Linked DNA regions of Mus musculus: regions 2, 3 and 4 are each linked to region 1. Evidence: chromatin loops called from intact Hi-C (ENCODE). Cell type or tissue: gastrocnemius. All regions are shown on one strand. Region 1 has its middle 27 kb from the start of Cst3. Region 2 holds the start of Cstdc2 (cystatin domain containing 2). Region 3 holds the start of Cstl1 (cystatin-like 1). Region 4 overlaps Cst11 (cystatin 11).

Region 1 (5,000 bases):
TGCCTCCTGAGTGCTGGGATTAAAGGCGTGTGTCACCATGCCCGGCTGTATTGGAGTTTTAATAGGAATTGTATTGAATTTGTAGATTTCTTTTGGTAAAGTCATTTTTTATGTTAACCCTACTGATCCATGAGAATAGAAGATTTTTTCCATATTCTGATATCTTCCTCAATTTCTTTCTTCAGAGACTTGAAGCTCCTGTCATACAGGTCTTTTACTTGCTTGGTTAGAGTCACATGAAGATACTTTATGTTATTTGTGGTTGTTGTGAAGGGTGTTGCTTCCTCAATTTCTTTCTCAGTCTGTTTATCATTTGTATAAAGTATAGCTTCTGATTTGTTTGAGTGAATTTTTTATCTAGCCACTTTGCTGAAGGTGTTTATCAGCTGTATGTGTTCTCTGGTAAAATTTTTGGGATCACTTCTATATACTCTCTTATCATCTGCTAATAGTGATACTTTGACTTCCTACCTTCCAATTTGTGTCACTTTGCTCTCCTTTAATTGTTTTACTGCTCTATCTAGAACTTCAAATACTATGTTGAATAGATATGGAGAGAGTGCCTAGCCTTATTTTGTCCCTTATTATAGTAGAAATACTTTAAGTTTCTCTCCATTTACGTTGATGTTGGCTATTGATTTGGTATATCTTACCTTTATTATGCTTAGGTATGTGCCTTTTATACCTGAACTCTCTAAAACCTTTAACATGAAAGTCATTTGGATTTTGTTAGTCTTTTTCAGCATCTAATGAGGTGATTATGTGGGGGGGGTTGTTGTTGTTGTTGTTGTTGTTGTTTCAGTTTGATTATAGATGGATTGTGTTGGTAGATTTTCATATATTGAATTATCTCTGCATTTCTGGGACGAAGCTTAGTTGATCATGATGGATGATGTTTTTGATATGTTTGTGGATTTGGTTTGCAAGGGTTTTTTTTAGCATTTTTGCTTTAATATTCATAATGGAAATTGATCGGAAATTGTTTTTCTTTGTTGAATCTTTGTGTGGATTAGGTATCAGAATGAATGCGGCCTCATAGAATGAGTTTGGGAGTGTTTCTTCTCTGTCTATTTTGTGGAATCATTTGGGAAGTATTGGTATTAACTCTTCTGGAATTCTGTGCTGAAACCATCTGTCCTAAGGCTTTTCTTTCACTGGAAGACTTTTAATGACTATTTCTATTCCCTTCAGGGTTATAGAACTATTTAAATGCTGTACCTGATCTTGACTTAACTTTGATAATCTGTAACTATTTAGAAAAATCATTCATTTCATTTAGATTTTCCAATTTTGTGGAGTCTAGGCTTTTGTTGCAAGACCAATGATTCTCTGAATTCCTCATTATCTGTTGTTATGTTTCCCTAATCATTTTTGATTTTCTGACTTGGATCCTGTCTCTCTGTATCCTTTTCATTAGTTTGTTTATGGAGTTTTCTATCTGTTGATTATCTCAAAGGACCAACTCTTAGTTTTATTAATTCTTTGTACTGCTCTCTTAGTGTCTAATTTATTGAATTCAGTCCAGAGTTTGTTTATTTCCCTGCAATCTACTTCTCTTGGATGTGTTTGTTTCTTGCTGTTCTACACCTTTCAGGTGTGCTATTAAGTTGCTATCTTGAGACCTCTTCAATTTATTTAGGAAGGTGGTTGATGCTCATAATGTGCTTCTTAATACAGCTTTCATTATGTCCCATAAGTGTGAGTATGTTTTCCCTTCATTTTCATAAAGTCCTACAAAGAACACAATTTTTATAGACCTTAAAAGAACAATTCTCAAATTCATATGGAAAACTAATGAACCCAGGGATAGCCAAAGAATCCCGAACAATAAAAGAACTTCAGGAGGAATCACCACCCATGACATCAAGATGTGCTACAGAGAAATAGTGATAAAAAAATACATGGTATTGGTACAGACACAGACACATTGATCAATGGAATCAAATCAAAGACTCAGACATAAAATAGACATTTGATTTTTGATAAAGAAGCCAAAACCATACAAAGGAGAAAACAAAACATCTTCAACAAATGGTGCTAGTCTAACAGGATGTCTGCATGTAGAAGAATGAAAATAGATTTTAACTTTAGCCACTGAATCAAAATGGCAGTTTTAACACATTTTTATTAGAGTCATTATAGCCTGGCTGGATGCTGTCATGAGATAATACTATATCAGGTTCACGTGGAAAGAATTCAACCACTCTGGGAAAGTCTCTGGCGCACTCACAAGGGCATGTTCATCGTATAAGTACATATTCGCTGAGATGTGTATTGAACGTCCATCATCTTTCAGGGTCTGCGCTAGAAATAGACTCATTATAGGAATGAGATGAGCAAATCGTGGTCTTCACGGGGCTTAGAACCAAATACTATCCAACAGAGAAAAGAACTATCAGGAAATGTAATTTGGGACGATGACATTTAATCTAATCTGAAGGAAGATAAAGAACTAGATATGAAAACGCAAAGAGAGAAGTGGATTTGGGGAAAGAACCACACATGCAGAACCTTAAGGGGGGGAAACCCTACCCATCCTGAGCTGAGTCTTAGTGCTGGGCCGCATCCTGCACCTGGTGATAATGACCACAAGAGGGCAGACTTGGACCACTGGTGATTTTTCTGCTCCTGGCACTCCCAGTCAGCCCCAATTCGCACTGGGGGTGGCTTCTGGGGTAGACTCGGTGTCCTCAGTGAGAGACAGAACACCTAACATAAATGAGCGCTGTCCTGCGCCTTGGGGAACCCCACACCACACACTATCCTGGCTGCTGTGGACTACCTAGTGACACTGGGCATTGACCAAAGGTGACAGCAGATGGCAGCAGCTTCCTTTTCTACAGCACCAGTCTCTATTTTCCCAATTTTAGCTGAAAGTCTTAAAACTATATTACCCAGAATGAAGATAGGGGTGAAAAAATGGGCCTCAGTGAGAAGAACTCACAACAGGTGATATGTGATATGTGAAACCCTAAGCTTGGATGATTTCTGACCTCTCCTCCTCGCTCCGTCTTTATCTCACATCTCTGCTTTCTCAACTCTTGTCTTTATGTCTTCTTAGGACCACTGGCGTGAGTATAATCAATTTTCTTCCTTCCAGTATATGATCAATCTGGGATGGAGTCAGGTTATATAGTTAGGGCCAAAACTAAGGTTCATCATACACACATTCTCATTCAGCTCAAGTTCATGTTTTGTTTTAGTTTGGCTTTTTTCTGGACTGGGATCCTATCTCCCTTAATTCTGCCTGTCCATGATGTTTTCTGTCTGAAAATACCCTGTCTACAATTCCTTTTCTCCTGGCCCATGCAGCCAGGGGAAAGCTTCCTTTTCTCCATGTGCTAGAGCATTTGTATGCTCCCTCCTGGCATTCTGGGTCCCCACTTTGGATCTTCCTTATTCTTGGGCTGCACTTTACAAAGCTCATCAAAATAACAGTAAACAAAAACCTAGCTATCCGTGGTGGTTATGTTAGCAATGACTTTCACACTCAAGAGCTGATTTATCACAATGCTGGAGCCTTACATGCAATCACAGGGAGCCTTACATGCAAATTAAACCTTGCTTCTGATCCAGTCACAGCAGGCCCTCTATTAGACGGCCAGGGAAAGTGCTTCCCTCTGGTATAGGCAAGAATAGCTGTGGTGTCTCCCAGTGTTCACTAGTTTGTGACAGTAAAACCTCAGATACAAAACTATTTCAGATACTCTGGCTGAGGCTGCACCTTCAGCATTCAAAGAGATCAGCTGTGGTGGCTGTATACTTACTTAGCTCAGTGAAGCTTCAATGCATTCAAAGTGGTCTGCAGACAGTGTCAGACAGACATCTGGCTCTGAAATGGAAGTGCTTCCAATCAAGGATTGGCAGTAAGAAGCCAATAACTACTAATAAAGGTGTCGAGTTGCTCCATTCCCCACTGTCTTTACTTATGTACAAAAGAAAAGTCCTGCTAACAAGAACTTGACAAACTTAGGATTTAAGACAATTTGTGCAGTACTAGCAGAATGAGTAACACCTACTCAGTACCCCTGAAAAAAAGTGGGTCTCCCTTCATCTACCTCAATACTACCAAAGTAATTCGCATATTCAATGGAATCCTTCAATATAATGACACTCTGGAAAGCAATTCCTAAACTTCCTATGAAGGAAGGCACAAAAAACTATGAGCAGTCAAACCTTCCTCAACAAAAAGCACAAAAGTAGGTCATCAACCATACCTGTCTTCTATTAGGTCCAAAGTAGGCCACCCAACATGGCAGTCCTGATGAAAGTGTCCTAAACAGAAGTATGGCTTCTCCACAAAAAAAGGAAAAAAAGAAAAAAAAAAAAAAAAAGCAGAGCATCCACCAGTCCTTTGCCTTTGGGGATTGGTCCTGAGACATGCATGGGCTGGGGAACTTAGGGACAGGACTTCCTCCTGGGAAAAGAATTCATTCATGCTTCTTCCAGCCTCACTCACTATCCTTGGTACAAGTAGCTGCCAGCACATCCATATCCTTGTGTGGATGTGGATGCCTGTACAGGGCAATGATTACTCTGTGTGCACTTGCTTCCTGGGGTTACTAACTCCGGTTCCCTTCCAAGCTCCATGAGGAAATCCTAAGACAGGCAGCCACTACCCTTCATCTGGGAGGAACCATAAACACATGAACCAAACTCAGTAGGGGAGCTGAATGTCAGTCTACCCGCAGACTAAGTATAGGAGTGAAAAGATCAGCTTCCTCTCAGCTGCTGAGACACTGAGGTCACGTGTGGAACCAAGACATTTTAGTCCATTTGCCACACTGTATCTTCCCCAATGTTTTTCCAAAATGGTATTTGCTGGTCGCCTTTACAACCTTCAACATGCATATGAAGGTCAAGTAGCAGAGCTGTAACCTTCTTTTAGGTAAATTCAAATCAGCATCTACCTTTAAGACAAGAGTCTCTGCAAATGCTAACAGCTGGCAGAGGAGCGATTTGCGAGAGCCAAGAAAGAAATCCAATTCAATATGACTGGT
Region 2 (5,000 bases), 51 kb after region 1:
ATATTATCAGGAGCCATTTAGGAAAAGCAAAAGGTTAGAGGCTAACTTTCCTGAAAATGGCCCAGCATTATTTTTACATGGTCTACAATAGGTGAGCTCTGAGAGGCAAGGACCCTAGAAACTTCATCCCAGGATTGCTTCTTGTTATTAATCTATCTCTTCAATTACTAGTACATAGCCTAACAATTCTTAGACATCAGCCTACCCTATTTGTGGGAAGCCGCAAATGCCATTACAAGATGGCGCTGGCTACCACTGGCCACCACCCATGATTATGGGTAAACAACCAATGTGCGCATGTGCATAAGAGTTTTTTTTTTGCCGACTCACTGCCTGGCCCGACGCATATTAATGAGGTACTGGTAGCATAACCAATCAGGTATGGACATGTCACTTCTAGGCCTATATAAGCAGCACCATTTCTGGGCTCAGGGTCTTTCGCCTCTGTAATCAAGCTCTCCCAATAAACGTGTGCAGAAGGATCTTATTGTGGCGTTGTTCTTGCTGGGGAGTCGGGCGCTCACACCTATTGGGCAAGTTTCCTGCAGATAAACATGGAGATGAATTTTCACGAATTAATGCTGTTTAGATGAATTAATAATTTGTAGAATTCCTGATTTAATTCAACTAATTTTAGGAAGAAATCTTTAGGAGATTGTCTTAGTTGTTTTGCTAAAAAGATGTAATAAAGTAAAAATCAAGAATAGAATGTGTCCACTACTCCTAATAGTAAGTAAAAAGTGCAGAGTAAGAAATTAAATGAGCTTTCATAATTACACTAAAAAGAGAAATAGGCTTGAAACAAATCTGTGTTCAAGAAAAAACATTCAGATCCAAGGATGAAGTCACAGGTGTGTACTGTGATAAGGCAAGGCCATGTAAAAACTGTTACTTTGAACTTATAATGAGCTTACTGTGTGAAACACTGCTTTGAACTTGTTATTGATACCTTTCTGTAACCCCCCCCCCCCGCCTTTTTTTGTAACATTTTAGCTAAGAGGTATTCTTTCTTATACAAAGAACTTTTTGTCAAAAAGCTATATAAGAAGCCTAAAGCAATAATAAATTTTAAAAAGGCTGGTGCAGACATTTTCTGCTTCACCTAGGGTGTATGTGTTGTCTGTGTAACTTCTTTCCTTTTCTTTCTTTTCTCTCTGATTCAAAAAGAGTTAATGAGCTCCAAGCCTCTCACCTGGCCAGGAGGTTAACTCACCCAAGAAAGGAGCTCTACCAATGCATCCTTTTACTTAATTCCCCCGCAGCTAAACATCATGTGTTAATAGCCAGACATTTGAGCTTATTTAAGTACAAATAATAAGAGAAATAAAAAAATGAAGTTTCCACAGCTCTTATTTAAGCATTAAGAGTTAGGTTTTCCCCAGACACTACTGTGGATGCCAAGAAGTGCTTGCTCACAGGAGCCTGATATAGCTGTCTCCAGAGAGGCTCTGTCAGAGCCTGACAAATACAGAGGTGGATACTCACAGTCATCTATAGGATGGAACACAGGGCCCCCAATGGAGGAGTTAGAGAAAGGACCCAAGGAGCTGAAGGGGTTTGCAGCCCCATAGGAGGAACAACAATATGAACCAAGCAGAGCTCCCCAGAACCCCTAGGGACTAAACCACCATCCAAAGAGAGACCCATGGCTCCAGCCACATATGTAGCAGAGGAGGGCCTTGTGGGGCATCAATGGGAGGAGAGGCCATTGGTCCTGTGAAGGTCGATGCCCCAGTGTAAGGGAATGCCAAGACATGGAAGCAGGAATGGGTAGGTGGGTGGGGGAACACTCTCATAGAAGCAGGGGGAGAGAGAGGATGGGATAGGGTGTTTCAGAGGGGAAACCAGGAAAGGGGATAGCATTTGAAATGTAAATAAAGAAAATATCTAATAAAAATTTTTTCAAAAAAGAGTTAGGTTTTCAGCTTTTATTGAAGCACGGAACAATGATAGTTATTAGTCCATATTTAAGCACAGAACAGTAATAAAGAGTTAAGTTCCCAGTGTTTAATAAAGCACAGAGGGTTAAGGAGAAAAGAAGCCATCAGCTTCTAGCCCCAGTACAGTTAGAGTTACAAGACCATCAGTCTTTTGACTGTTGTCCAACTCTGTGTTCCATCTCAGCTACCACTTCAAAAGGCTGGGGCAGTATCGCAGCAGAGTATGGACATGCTGGGTAGAGTCAGCGCTCACAGTCCCCAAACATTACATGTAGATGCTGATGCAGTCTGAAGGCACACTTTACCATGAAGACAAGGCCTCAGTCTTCTTTTAAAGAGAATGTGGTGTTTCGATGTGCCAGTCCAATTTGCTGCCCGAGCTTTCGTAATTATGGCCACAAGAGGGCATAATTGGCACCTTGGATTCCTGAACTCTAGACACCTCAGTGTTGGTGCCATCTCCTAGAAGCCTACACCAGGATGCTCATTCAGGCTAGGAGAGGATAGGGGAAGTTCCCTATCACATAGGCACAGCGAAACATTCCTTAGGAACAACTCAAGAGGAGACAACTGCCTCTCCTGTGCCACACTGCAGCTCAAGCATAAAGAGAAATCAAGTTGCTCTCATGCTTCCCATTTTAATCTGTCTTTTCCTGAGTCACTGTCTCCCTCTACTGGCACGTCCAGAAATTGCCTTTCACTAACACTGCCAGTTATCAATCTTTCAGCACCTGACCATGGGGCGTTCTCTTCAAGGCTCTTCTATCCAGTGAGTCACAGGTAGTGAGTGTGGTAGGACTCAGATCAGGAGCCCCTCAATCTCTTATCTTACTTGTTCTTTACAAACCACTCTGCCTGGGTGCTCTTTGCTCCATCCGGGACAGGAGGAAAATGAACAGCTTTGACTGAGGGAGGTGGTACCAAGGGGGAAGGAACTCGGAGTGATGATCAAGAGAATCCCCAGAGGGAGGAGTCTGGAGCCCAGGAAATTAATTTAAGGGTTAGACTTAAAGGAACAGGGCTGTAAGGGCAAAGACAGGAGACAGAACCTGCATCATATTGTCGCCAGCGGGGAAGATGGCTCTGCCCTGGACAATATTACTGGCTCTCTCTGGTATCTATGTCCAGGGAGCTCAGGCATGGTGTTCGGAAGAGGATACTCTCGAACTCGATAAACTAGTCAGTGAACCTGACATAGTGAAGTTTGCTTTGAGTGCATTCCACAAAAAGAGCAAGGATGAATATGCCTACAGGGTGATACACATCATGAATTTCTTGAAAGTACAGGTAGGTGATCTTGTCCACTTGCTGTTTTCTGATAAAGCAGGCAGGACACTTTTGTCTTGGCTAGACATTTGCAACCCATGGCTGAGTTACATATAAATCATTTGGCTTCATTGTTTAGAATGCTTTTCTAAGTTACATATTCTTTTGAATTAAGTTTACTCACATAAAAATTACTATGCAATATTATCCTGTTTTATGATAGTACTTACTTAATTAAAGAATACATTTTAGATCAGGCATGGTGGTATACAAATGTAGTTCCAGCATTTTGAAAGCTGGTACAGGAAGATCTGGACTTTGATGCAATATAATAATAATAATAATAATAATAATAATAATTCACAGAATAAGCACTTCTAGGGAGATCTTTCTATTGAACAAAGAAAATATTTACACAAAAATCCCATAGGCAAAGACTGAAGATATGTCAAAAGCACCTTTAAAAGTTTTTGCTAGCATATATTTATTATGCACAATAACAGATTTCATCATGACACTTCATAAATGTACATAATGTATTTTCACCATATTCGCCTCCCATTACTCTCTGTATACCCCTTCCATCCTTGCTTAATTCTTTTCTCATACCTTTTTGTATTTGTCTTTGTACTTTGTACATTGTTGCTGTTATTGTTGTTGTTGATTATGATGATAATCAAATGAGTTTAATTGGAGTTTCTACTGAAACATGCTCAAGTGATATTTTAGAGAAGTATGGGCAACTTACAAGCATATTAAAAAATTAAAACAGTTTGAGGGTTGCAGAGGGATCTGTCAGTAAAGTGCTTACCACACAAATATGAGGACTAGAGTTTGGATCCTCATCACCTATGTAAAAAGCCTGGCTCAGAGATGCACACCTGCAATCCCAGTGTCTGAAAGGCAGAGACAGAAAAGTCTGGAGAGGGCCAGCTACTGACCAGCCTAGTGTGAGTCAGCCTCAGCTTCAGTGACATGTCCCGTGTCAAAAGGTAAGATGGAGAGCTGCTGAGGAACACTCCTGCTGTCACTCTAGGCTTTATGCACACACATGCACAAACAAGTCATTGGAAAAAATGAGGAAGTGAAAGGAAGAGAAACAAAAGGTAGGCTGGGAAAACTTGCTGACTGTCAGGACAAGCTAACTGTCCTGAGAACCACCTACCAGCTCAGCTCCTTATCTCAGTTAATTCCCTTCTACTCTGGGTCCTTGGCAGGCTCACATAGCCCATTCACCAACATCCTAAAATGGTGATGAATCTCCACAGAATGTCCTCAGGATGGCAATGCTCATCTCCTAATGCCACACTATGGTCATGGGGGAGGATTCCTCTTTCCTCAACAGAGGAAGGAAAGGCAGAGGGCTTGTACAAAGCCGAGACCTCTGGAAATCTCTTTAGAGCACCTAGCTGGTCCTGTTAGGTCTCTTATGCTGGAACCTTACCTGTGAGCTAAGACTATGACTTTGCTAGAGACAGAGTTGGTCTTGTGGGAAGAAAGGATGGAAAGAGTGAAAGACTAGGCAAAGAAGAAAGGGGATACAGTAGAAGGAAGCAGGAGGAAGATTTCCGAGCTCACACTATATAGAAACTCACCATATGAACAAAATACCCATGAAAGGAGTTACAGAGACAACGTTTGGAGCAAAGATGAAAGGATGGACTATCCAGAGAATACCCCACCCGATAATACATCCCATAATCAGCCACCAAACCCAGACACTATTGCATATGCCAGAAAGATTTTGCTGAAGGGACCCTGTTATAGCTGTCTTGTATGAGGTTATGCCAGTGC
Region 3 (5,000 bases), 150 kb after region 1:
CCTTTCCAGTCAATCAGAAAGAAGAGGACAATTTAGCAATACATCTAAATATGGATCAGAGAGATGGCTCAGCAGTTAAAAGCACTTGTTGCTCTTGCAGAGGACTAAGATTTGGTTCCCAGAACCTGAATGGCAGTTCACAACCATCTGTAACTCCAGCTCCTGGGAATCCAACGCCCTCCACTTATCTCTGCAAGATCTGTGTGGATGTGGTGCACTTCTATACAAATACTTGAAAACAGAACATTGATACACATGAAAATATGTCTTTTAAAACTTATAGTTTAGGAGTCAAATTGATTCTAGGCATTCACTCCCCACGTATCAGCTCTGAAACCTTGAGAAAATAACCTCACAGCCTCCATTTGCAAGGGACACATAAGTATCCGAACTGTTTGTGGAGTCTGTGAGCAAAACAGAAGCACTTCCACTAATGCATCTAAAAAATAATAATAAAACAAGCTATTGTGTAGATATTTCCTCCCAATCGAAACTTTCCCTCTGGAGAGTGGAGGCTGGCTTATAAGATTCAGGAATCAAATAAAGCAAGATCTTAAGGTCTCCTACCCAAGGTGATTAAGGAGAGGTTTGGGCTAGGTGAACCACCTGTGACACCTTCAGGAACTTCTGAGATGCCATTATGATCCTAAGCCCTTTCTGGAGTAGGCTTTTTTGGTGATACAGCTGCTATTGAGTCACCCATGTTCCCTTTAAGTATCCCCCATAAACTCACTGGTAAACTAAGCTAGACTTTCTTGGAATTGTTGCTTTGGTCTGTTGTTGGTGCCCTATCTGTAGTAAGTAGACATTTGTTGTTCAGGTTTCCCCAGGAAAAGCCACACGGGGGTATCCTAAGGACTTTTAAGTTATTAAACGTTTCTGCCAAAGTGTGTAGAGCAGCTATGACAGCTAGAGAGCCAAGAACAGAAGAATGGCCTGCGCTGACGACCTTGCTTTCTCTCCCATGAGCTTTCCACCTGATATGCTACCCCCTGTTCCCTACATCTGTTTCCTCCTGGGGCAGTGGACAGTGCGAGATGATGCTGTGCTAACCAGGTAAGGCAGAGAGAACACCAGCCAGGGCCAGCTCTCAGGGGTCCATCTGTCTTCTCTTACTCATGGTCAAACCTAAGGCTGTGAAGACTAAGAAGGGGGAGAGGAGGAAGAGGAGAAGGTGGTGGTGGAAGAGGGACTGGGGAGTCTTTTGTGGAAAAGAAGCCCTACACATGGAGTAAAACACTAAGGAAATATGGTGGCCATTGACCCAGGTCTGGCACCTCAAAAGAAATGTGTAGATTCGAGAGAACTACATATAGTGGAGAGAAGCTCTTGGGAGTCTCCTGCTTCTTGTGCCCAAATGCCAGTGGTCCAACCTAATGAGATAGTAAGTCTGTCTAGGGGAGATGCAGGCAGAAAATTCACCTTGATCCTGGTTGAATGATCCCCATAGAAAAACCTAAGGCCAGGTCCCAAGGCAATTGCTCATGGCTGCACTGCTAACGCAATCTCAGTCCTAGCCTGGAATGCCCTAGAATGCACGTGCTCCTCTGCTGTCATCAAGGTGGCCATTCTACATATGCACGGGGATGTTGTAGAACTGTGCCAACCACTGTCACACTGCCTAGCCATCGGCAGGTTGTATGTAGAGGAAACCTAAAACATGCATGCACATGAAACTTCTTACTCACTATTAGTCTCCATTGTTCACTTAGAATACAGCCATATCAGTAAATATTTGACAAGTGCCACTAGGTGGCAGCATTGTGCTAAATTGTTGCTGTTCTGACTCATTTTGCCTCTGAAGAAGCGGCAGGAAAGATTCTAGATGATGCGTAATCATGATTCCACAGCTGGGAACAGCTGAAAGGTGAAACCAGGCCCACCACTTACCACGCTTGTCTACTACCCCCTCTTTGCAGGATTGAGACGTTCAAAGTCACATCTAGATATTGAGATGTCCAGAAACCTGTGTCCATGATCCTCCCTTTCCAAGTGACAGGTCCAAATTGTCCGCTTATCACTTTAAATAACTTCAAGTTTGCATATAAACATTTAAAAAATATTTTCGACTAGTTAACTGTTAATGGTAGAAGGTTGATTTCACAGGTTATATTAGTATCTCAATTATAGTTTAAGGAAACCGATCAAAGTGAAGACGAAGCAGCGCCACCTTGTGGTTATAGTGCATAATACCAAGGAATCCCCAGGAATGTCTGTGTTGGGATTAAGGAACTTTAGCTATCAAACTTACATTGCCCACCCGGCCCCATGTCTTCCCCTTCTTGCTGTTAACTCCTGTTCCATCTGCTTTCCATTCTCTCTGACTAGTAATCTTCTCTCATAGTGAACGATTTCTTCTCAAAACTGCATAGCTAGGAAGCAGAATTGTTTCTGACTGGTTTGATCTGACCTTGAGGAAACATTGGCTCAATAGTTTTCAAGCAAATGCTTTCCTCTACCGCCTTTCGACTGATAAGATTCACAACAAAGTTGTGTGTAAAACAAAAGAGAAGGCACAATGACACGCACATGTGATCCTAGCACTCACATGGAAGGAGGGAGGACTGTGCCTAAAAACAGGTAGAATTAATCTGGCTGCATTCCCTGACCCCATTGCTCTCACCAAAGACTTGTTGCTCTAAATGTCTCAAACACAAAATTCAATCCTGATTTACAGTCCTGGACACTGAAGAAATAAAAATGCTGTTGGAAGTAAAGGAATCTACAGAGCCTGCTTATGGTTTTTCCAGATAATATCATTAAAAAAAAAAAAAAAAAAAAAAAAAGACATCCCCATGCTGCCCTCTGGTAGGCAGAACAAAATGCAATTTCTCCCATAGAACAATGCAGAGTAGCTACAGGTCAGCTTTTGGCCAAGGAAAAGGTAGTAAGGATTAGTTTCCAGCCTGAGGCCAGACTAGGTCACGACCTGGCTGTGATGACCAAATGAGCTGCTTAACTCAGAGATATCGTGTGCACCCATTGCACATGAAGCTACCTGAGGAGTTTCCAGGACTTGGTTATAGAAAATCCCCATATGTCTCAAGAAGCAGGATGGGGCTTGTGTTGATGTCCGGGCAACAAAGCACAAACCTGCATCTGACCTTGAATTAGCTTCTGAACTTGATACAAGTAGGTGTCGTTGCTTGCGTTGTTGTAAGAGCGGATGAAAAAATGGAGTGTCGAGTTGATGTTTTTCTTGCTCATGGCCTTCTCCTTGAAACCCCCCCACCTCTGGATGTGATTCACCTTAGCCATTACGACCACAGTCACCAGCAACAGCAGCAAGGGGATCCTCAAACCTCTGGCCTTCATCTCCATGGCTTCGGAAGGCACTTAGCTGCAGTGCTGCCAGCTTTCGAGTGCAGCAACAGTTCTCTCCGCCTTCCACAGCAGTCTTGCCGGCATTGGCTTCCTGGGAGACAGCTTCACGGACCCTAAAGCAGAGATCAAGACACTGAGTTCACTCTTCCAAAGTGCTAAGGACACTATCCATGGAAAACTTCCCAAGGGCCAGAGCAGTGCTCCTGCCACTAGCAATGGCCATTCTGTTCTTTAGCAATCCAGGTTAAGAGGTTGTCTCTGCACACATACCAAGCCATGAGAGCGTTCCCTAGCCTTGCCTGTACATGTAGTGTGATCCCAAGAACAGACTTCAGAGCCACACAATAAAGACATGCTATAGCAGAGGGCACTGTGTATGGAAATAGATGAAAGTTTATGGAATAAGTTGTATTTGAACTGAGACAAAGGAATTGACCACATGGAACCTGGCGTAGTATATTCCACCCACCTTATCAAGTCACCAGCAACCCCTGTGCTTCCTCAGTCAGGTCCCCTTACTCACCTGCCTCCTACCTGCCACAGATTTCTCTCTGCTGTTTCCCACTGTGCTGGCAGGTTCCCAGGCTATCCCTTGTAATCCTGTTATGACCCAGCAGAGCTTTGTGAGGTAACCCCAAGCTCCCCATGTGAAGTCAGCCAGGAGTCTTACTCAGAAATTATCGCTGCAGGGTGCAACCTGTATGTTAAGAGCTCATTACAGTACCCTAATGTTTTGCCCCCAGCAAAAGAACAATAGTAAGAGAATCAACAAAGCCTTGGACTAGAGAGATGTTTTCTTCAGTGTCAGCATAAGGATCCTAGCTTAGATCCTCAGCACTCACAGAAAAGTCAGATTGGGCTGTGAACACTAATAGCCATAGTGTTGGAAAGCAAATATGGGTGGGTCCCAGGGCCTCACCTGTCAATCAGTGTGGACAAAATGCTAAGTCTAGGTTCATTGAGAGACCTAGCCTCAAAAATAAGACAGAGAGTAATGCTGTAAGACATTCCAATAGCAACCTCTGGCCTTCATACACATCTACCTGCACCAACATACACACACACACACACACACACACACACGCACGCACACACACGCACGCACATATACCACAATCTGAATGTACTGTAGTGACTGTATTGTGAAATGCTAACTTCTTAGTTTTATAGTTGTACTGGGATTATGTCAATGTTTCAGGAGGTTAAAGACCTAGGCGAGGTTCTGTGGGCTTTTGTTTGTTCGGGATCTTTTCAGTCTATTTGTAAGTTTCATATTATTTCAAAATTAAAGTTTAAACGTTAAAAACTAAAACTAGTCATTGAGAAGCAGAGTGATATGGCAGGCAACACACATGTCTCATGCTCCAGCTGTACTCTGGAGATTCTGGGCTACTTAATCTCCCTGAGCCTAGATTTTTTCATCTCTGTTTTTGAAACAGAGTCCCATTATAGAGTTCTGGCAGGCCTGGAACTCACAGAGATCTGCCTACTGAGTACTGGGATTAAAGGTGTGTGCCACCACACCTAGCATTTGTCCTTGTGTCCAGCACTGGAGATTTCTCAAAATCATCTGTGTGATTCTTCCTGAATCTGATTCATATGCTGGATCCATTGTCTGATGAGCTCCTAGTCCTAGTCTAAGCTTCATTGTGTCCCTCCAGTAATAATAGTTTATA
Region 4 (5,000 bases), 140 kb after region 1:
CAGGTTTGATGTTCTCTTCCTTATAACCTTCCATTTTGGCCTCTTTATCTTAACTTATTGTTTGTTTCTTTTGTTTTTTAGAACGAGTCTAACTATGGAGCCCATTTCTTACTATAAACCTCTCACCTCAGGTTCCCAATTGCTGGGATTACAGGGTACTTCCATGCCCAGCTCTTGTTCGTCTTTTAAAATACACGTATTGGTCTTTTGTTGTTTTAGAAAATCCAGTGCTACTTCTCAGTGTACGCCATTCCCTGGGTTGAAGTATTCAAAATACTCAAGAAAAACTGTACCGATATCAGCTGAGTGTCCTGGAGCACATGCGGTGTCATCCTCCATGCTTCCAATCCCCCTGCAATCAATAGAAGCCCTCAATTTGCCTAATAAAAAAGTCAGCCTATTCTCTTCATGGTCTTCAAGCTGTGATTCCAGTTCTCCCCTATAAATTCTTCAGTTATTATAAGAAAATGTGGAGGTCTACTAGGAGTTCCAATGGGATAATACAGATACTTTCTGAACCACTGTTTACACCCACATGCTTAGGAGAACTTCATTTTTAGCTTCCTAACAAGTAGGAGACTTTAGAATTTTTTTTTTTTTGTCAGATGGTTTGGTTTGGTTTGGTTTGGTTTGGTTTGGTTTGGTTTGGTTTGGTTTGGTTTGGTTTGGTTTGGTTTGGAGGTCAGGTCTCAGGTAGCCTCAGGCTAATCTTGAACTCACTATGAAGCTGAGAATGTCTTTGAACTTCTCATCTTTCTTCCTCCACCTCCCAAGTGCAGGGATAACAGACACACACAGCTTTATGCAGTGGTGGGTTTCAAACACGGGACTTCATGCAGGCTACACAAGTATCCTATGAACTGAGCAACAGTCCCAGGCCCAATAGTCTCAGTTTTAAGGCAAGATGGGAAAACTGGGAAGAAGGAAAATAAGGAGGTGGAGAGATGTTGACAGTAGGTAACTGAACACAAGAGATGTTTACAAGGGACTCCCATGATGGGATCCCACAGAAACCTGGCAAAGAGCCCTCCTCTCCTCTACTGAAGTATGAATGGAGAAGAAAGAACACAAAGAACAACAAGGATTTGCTCCTGGTCCATAGTTGAGAGATTCCCTCTCTTTCTGTAAGTGCCTAATCTTGTAGAGACTTGATGCCCGCCAAAAAGAGGGATGTGGAGGGCAGCATGAGAGTTGATAGGTGGGTGAGGGGTGGGAGCACCCTCTCAGAGGGGGGATGGGGAACATTTTGAGGGTGGACCAGGAAGGGTAGCAACATTTGGAATGGAAGCAAATAAAAACAATTTAAAAAGAATAAAATATTGTTAGAAAGTAAAAAAAGAAAAAAGAAAAAAACACTAAACCTGGATCTAGACTCCCACCACCTTATAATAGCAGTTAGGACCAGTGTGTGTCTTATTACTAGCAACAGAATACCACAAACGAGGTAAATTATTTTTAACAATTAGTATAATTATATATTAAAATTTTTAGCTCAAAGGGAGGAAAACACAAGTTGTGAAATCCGTTTCATTTTCAATCAGACATGTTTAGGGTAGAGCATACTGTTGTCTTCATCAAAATTTGAGATACATATGAAAAGGAGACTGTTGGGTAAATATAAGAATGGGGAGGGAAATGCATAATGTCAATACAAAGTATAAGCTAGAGAGCAGATGGGGAATATACAATTGTTCTTTGCAATATTCCTTGGACTTTAGATTAAGTTTGAAGATGTTCACCAGTATTTTGGATAAAACATGAATATATACTTACTTACTTAATTAATTAAATTACTTGGAGGCAGACTTTAAATAACTTGTCAGACATGCTTGTATTGTTTAAAATATCTCAAACTGGGACTGGAGAAACGGCTCAGAGGTTAAGAGGGCTTCCCTCTTGCAGAGAACATGGGTTCTGTTCACAGGACCCATGTCAGGCAACTCATGACCACCTGGAATTCCAGCTCCTGAGGGATCCAAGGCCTCCGACATCAATGGGCACCTGTACACACACATGCACACACACATTTGCACACACACACACAAACAATAAAATAAAATAGCTCACATTGAGTGAAATCTATAAATAAAACTGTGGAATTAATCATGACATTGGTTGTGATTTATCCTGTGCTCATTATGCATAAGGAACTTACAAAATGCTAAACAATTGTTATAAAACCTAACATTCACGAGTATCATTTAAAATTTGTATTATGTTTCTTATTTAAGGAATTAGAAAGTAGAAAGTAGACGATCATTTGTAGGAGAAATCAAGAGGTGAAATGAATGTTCTTAGCCAGTGCATTCTAGAAAAGGGACATTTGGACTGAGATTGTTAAGAGTTTCTACGTCCGTTTCTTCACTTATTACAAATGGCAAAAACTCCTTCTCTCACTAGAATTCCAGAATTTCTACTCTAACAAAGGTACTTTCCACTTATATAGGATTTAAGTGTAGTTTAAAAATACATGTTCATTAATTCTCTCTGTCTGTCCTGGAACTCACTTTGTAGACCAAGCTGGCCTCGAACTCAGAAATCCGTCTGCCTCTGCCTCCCAAGTGCTGGGACTAAAGGCGTGCACCACCACGCCCGGCTCTCCAGAAATTTTAAACATGCATCCAAGGTATTTTTGGTCATATTCACCTCTCACTCCTCCTCCTAACTCCTCCCAAGAACACCCAGCCCCTCCCAACATCATGTTCTCTTTATGAGTGTGGCCGCTGTTGTGACCACCACACTCTAGTGGATATGATCACAGCTGTGTGTATATGACAACAGAAACATAACTGGACTCTTTAGGTTATAGAATAAACAGACTGGTAAATTATAAAGAGAACTTTATTTGGGCTCATGGTTCTGGTCTAAGGTTAAAGAGCACCATCTAGTGTAGTCTTCTTTTTGACAGAGTCCTGAGGCAGGAAGTAGCAGAAACCCATCTACATTGGCTTTTATAACTGACCGGCTCTCACCATGATGCAGTAAGTAAGTCATTAACCCATTAACTCATTTATCACACGAGTTCATTCACTGATGGGTACAGAGACCCAGTAACCTCCTAAAAGTCCAGGTAGGTCCTACCTCTTCTCATGTTGTAGATTTATGTCTCCACAGGAGTTTGGAAGCAATTTTCATGGTGGCACATTAACAGTGGGACCACCACAACTTCAGTGTCCCCAGGTTCCTTCCACACAACTCCCCTTTTGTTGTGCCCTAGATACCTCAACTCAGAGGAGCCAGGGATATCATGGTTCTTAATGGTTCATAGAGCCATCTTTAGCAAATCCTAACTGGATAAACACCTTAACTCTATCTGCTGCACCTGCTGTTTTCCCTCATTATTCTCTCTCTCTCCTCTCTCTCCTCTCTCTCCCTCTCTCCTCTCTCTTTCCCCCCTCTCTCTCTCTCTCTCTTTCTCTCTCTCTCTCTTTCTCTCTCTCTCTCTCTCTCTCTCTCTCTCTCTCTCTCTCTCTCTTTCTCTCCCGTGTGTGTGTGTGTGTGCATGCATATAGTCTACAATGTACAATGTCAGCAGGTTCTACTAATAGTATTAAGCCCTGGACTTTCGCTGAAATATATGTTAATTTTAAATAATTTTTACTTATATGTCTATATGTCCCTGTGTTCAGTATGCCTGCCAATGTCCATGGAGACTAGAAGAGGGTGTTGGATCTCCTGGAGCAGGAGAGTGATAGTTGTGAGCTTGGAATTGAGCTCTGGTCCTCTGGAAGAGCACACATGCATTCACACTCACACTTAACACACACACATGCACACAACACAACAAATACAATTTAAAAAGATAGTGTCAATATGAAATCACATAAAGTAAAAAACAGAAACTGAACATAAGTCCACCATGTAAACGTGAGTAAGAACGGAGCATCTGAACACAGCTCAAAGCAATACCATAGTTTATTTCCTTAATATTTATTTAGTCAATAATTTTGAGACACTATATCTCTCTATAGCTCAGAGTGGCCTCTCTAACTCACAGTAACTCCCCAACTCAACCTCCTGAATGCTGAGAGTGTAAGTCTGAACCACCATGCCCGTGTCTGAAGTAAATAACAATGGAAAGGCAGAGTAGGTTGGGAAAAGTGAAAAAAAGTTCAAAAGTAGCTTGTGCTGTGTAAATGCAACCCCCATGGGGTCAACACTAGAGACACATGTGCACGTCCACCTTTGACATAGGTTCACACATGCTTATTGCTAAAAGGTATTATTAGACACTGAAACTAGATAGGTATGGTGGTATGTGCTGATAATCCCAGGAGTCAGGAATGCTGGGACAGGAGGATCTCAAATTCAAAACCAACTTGAACTACCTACCTAGACACTACCTAAAAAAAATTAAAAATTAAAAAAATCCTGAAAACCACTCACAGGTCCATTATTAAAGAGTGAACAGGAATGGTGTGTTTAGAGACTGAAGAGATGACTCAGTGGGTTCAGGGAGAAAGTGGAGGGCAATGTGGGTCTTCAGAGGCCCCGTGGGCATTGGATCTGCATGCCAGGGTACATTGGGCTCTGTACAAATGTATCAACTTCCACTCTTTCCCTGTGTCCTCTTCTCCTCCAGGCATCTTGGTTCACATGAGGCGCTTGCTTAGGGATCTACATTCTTCTCCCCTAAGTTTCTCTAGTTGCCCTCTGATTGAGACAGGGCAGGCTCAGGGAGTTGGCCAAGCATCACATGGTACACTCAACATGCTCTCAGCTCAAAGTGAGAGCCCTCAGCTCTCATTCTGTGACCTCTCTGCTGAGCTGTGAGTCATGGGAAGGAGGTAGCTATAGGGAAGTGAGAATATAAGCTCACTGAACCATGCCTGCAGTCTGGAGTCCTAGAGGGTAACTGTCTGCACATTGATGGTAAACCTACCAAAGGGCCTCCATATGTCCACACTACAAACACAAGTGAGGCCTGTGTCTGGCACCTCTCTCCTCCTAGAGTCTGGAACTTGACACAGGCCTATGAGACCAGCCCCAAACAACATGAG

What was found. Peaks named below come from ENCODE experiments on the same cell type or tissue, not always from the same donor. Only the 100,000 strongest peaks of a DNase experiment are listed, where the experiment ranks them.
Region 2: it touches region 1 in a loop (13-fold over the local background); 36 of 42 quality-filtered maps call a loop at or near these places.
Region 3: it touches region 1 in a loop (8-fold over the local background); 32 of 42 quality-filtered maps call a loop at or near these places.
Region 4: it touches region 1 in a loop (5-fold over the local background); 31 of 42 quality-filtered maps call a loop at or near these places.

What each region holds. Positions count from the first base shown.
Region 1 is chr2:148,900,175-148,905,174 of GRCm38, reverse strand. No RefSeq gene overlaps it. Among named protein-coding and RNA genes, the nearest start is that of Cst3, 27 kb to the right of the region's middle. In gastrocnemius, a CTCF peak has its summit at 2,732; a DNase peak (open chromatin) is centred at 2,685; H3K4me3 peaks cover 344 bases; H3K27ac peaks cover 1,387 bases.
Region 2 is chr2:148,848,898-148,853,897 of GRCm38, reverse strand. It overlaps Cstdc2 (cystatin domain containing 2), which reads left to right and starts at 2,964. Exons shown (of 3, transcript NM_029960.3): 1 at 2,964-3,227. The coding sequence starts at 3,018. In gastrocnemius, CTCF peaks have their summits at 2,359 (motif pointing right) and 2,559; DNase peaks (open chromatin) are centred at 2,371 and 2,597; H3K4me3 peaks cover 420 bases; H3K27ac peaks cover 488 bases.
Region 3 is chr2:148,749,248-148,754,247 of GRCm38, reverse strand. Cstl1 (cystatin-like 1) reads right to left here and starts at 3,887. Exons shown (of 4, transcript NM_177655.4): 1 at 3,848-3,887; 2 at 3,094-3,437. The coding sequence starts at 3,321. In gastrocnemius, CTCF peaks have their summits at 1,741 (motif pointing right) and 2,178 (motif pointing left); DNase peaks (open chromatin) are centred at 1,769, 2,176 and 3,903; H3K4me3 peaks cover 545 bases; H3K27ac peaks cover 1,437 bases.
Region 4 is chr2:148,764,016-148,769,015 of GRCm38, reverse strand. It overlaps Cst11 (cystatin 11), which reads left to right. Exons shown (of 3, transcript NM_030059.2): 3 at 220-398. The coding sequence ends at 306. Among named protein-coding and RNA genes, the nearest start is that of Cst11, 5.0 kb to the left of the region's middle. In gastrocnemius, a CTCF peak has its summit at 2,903; no DNase peak of the experiment used is centred here.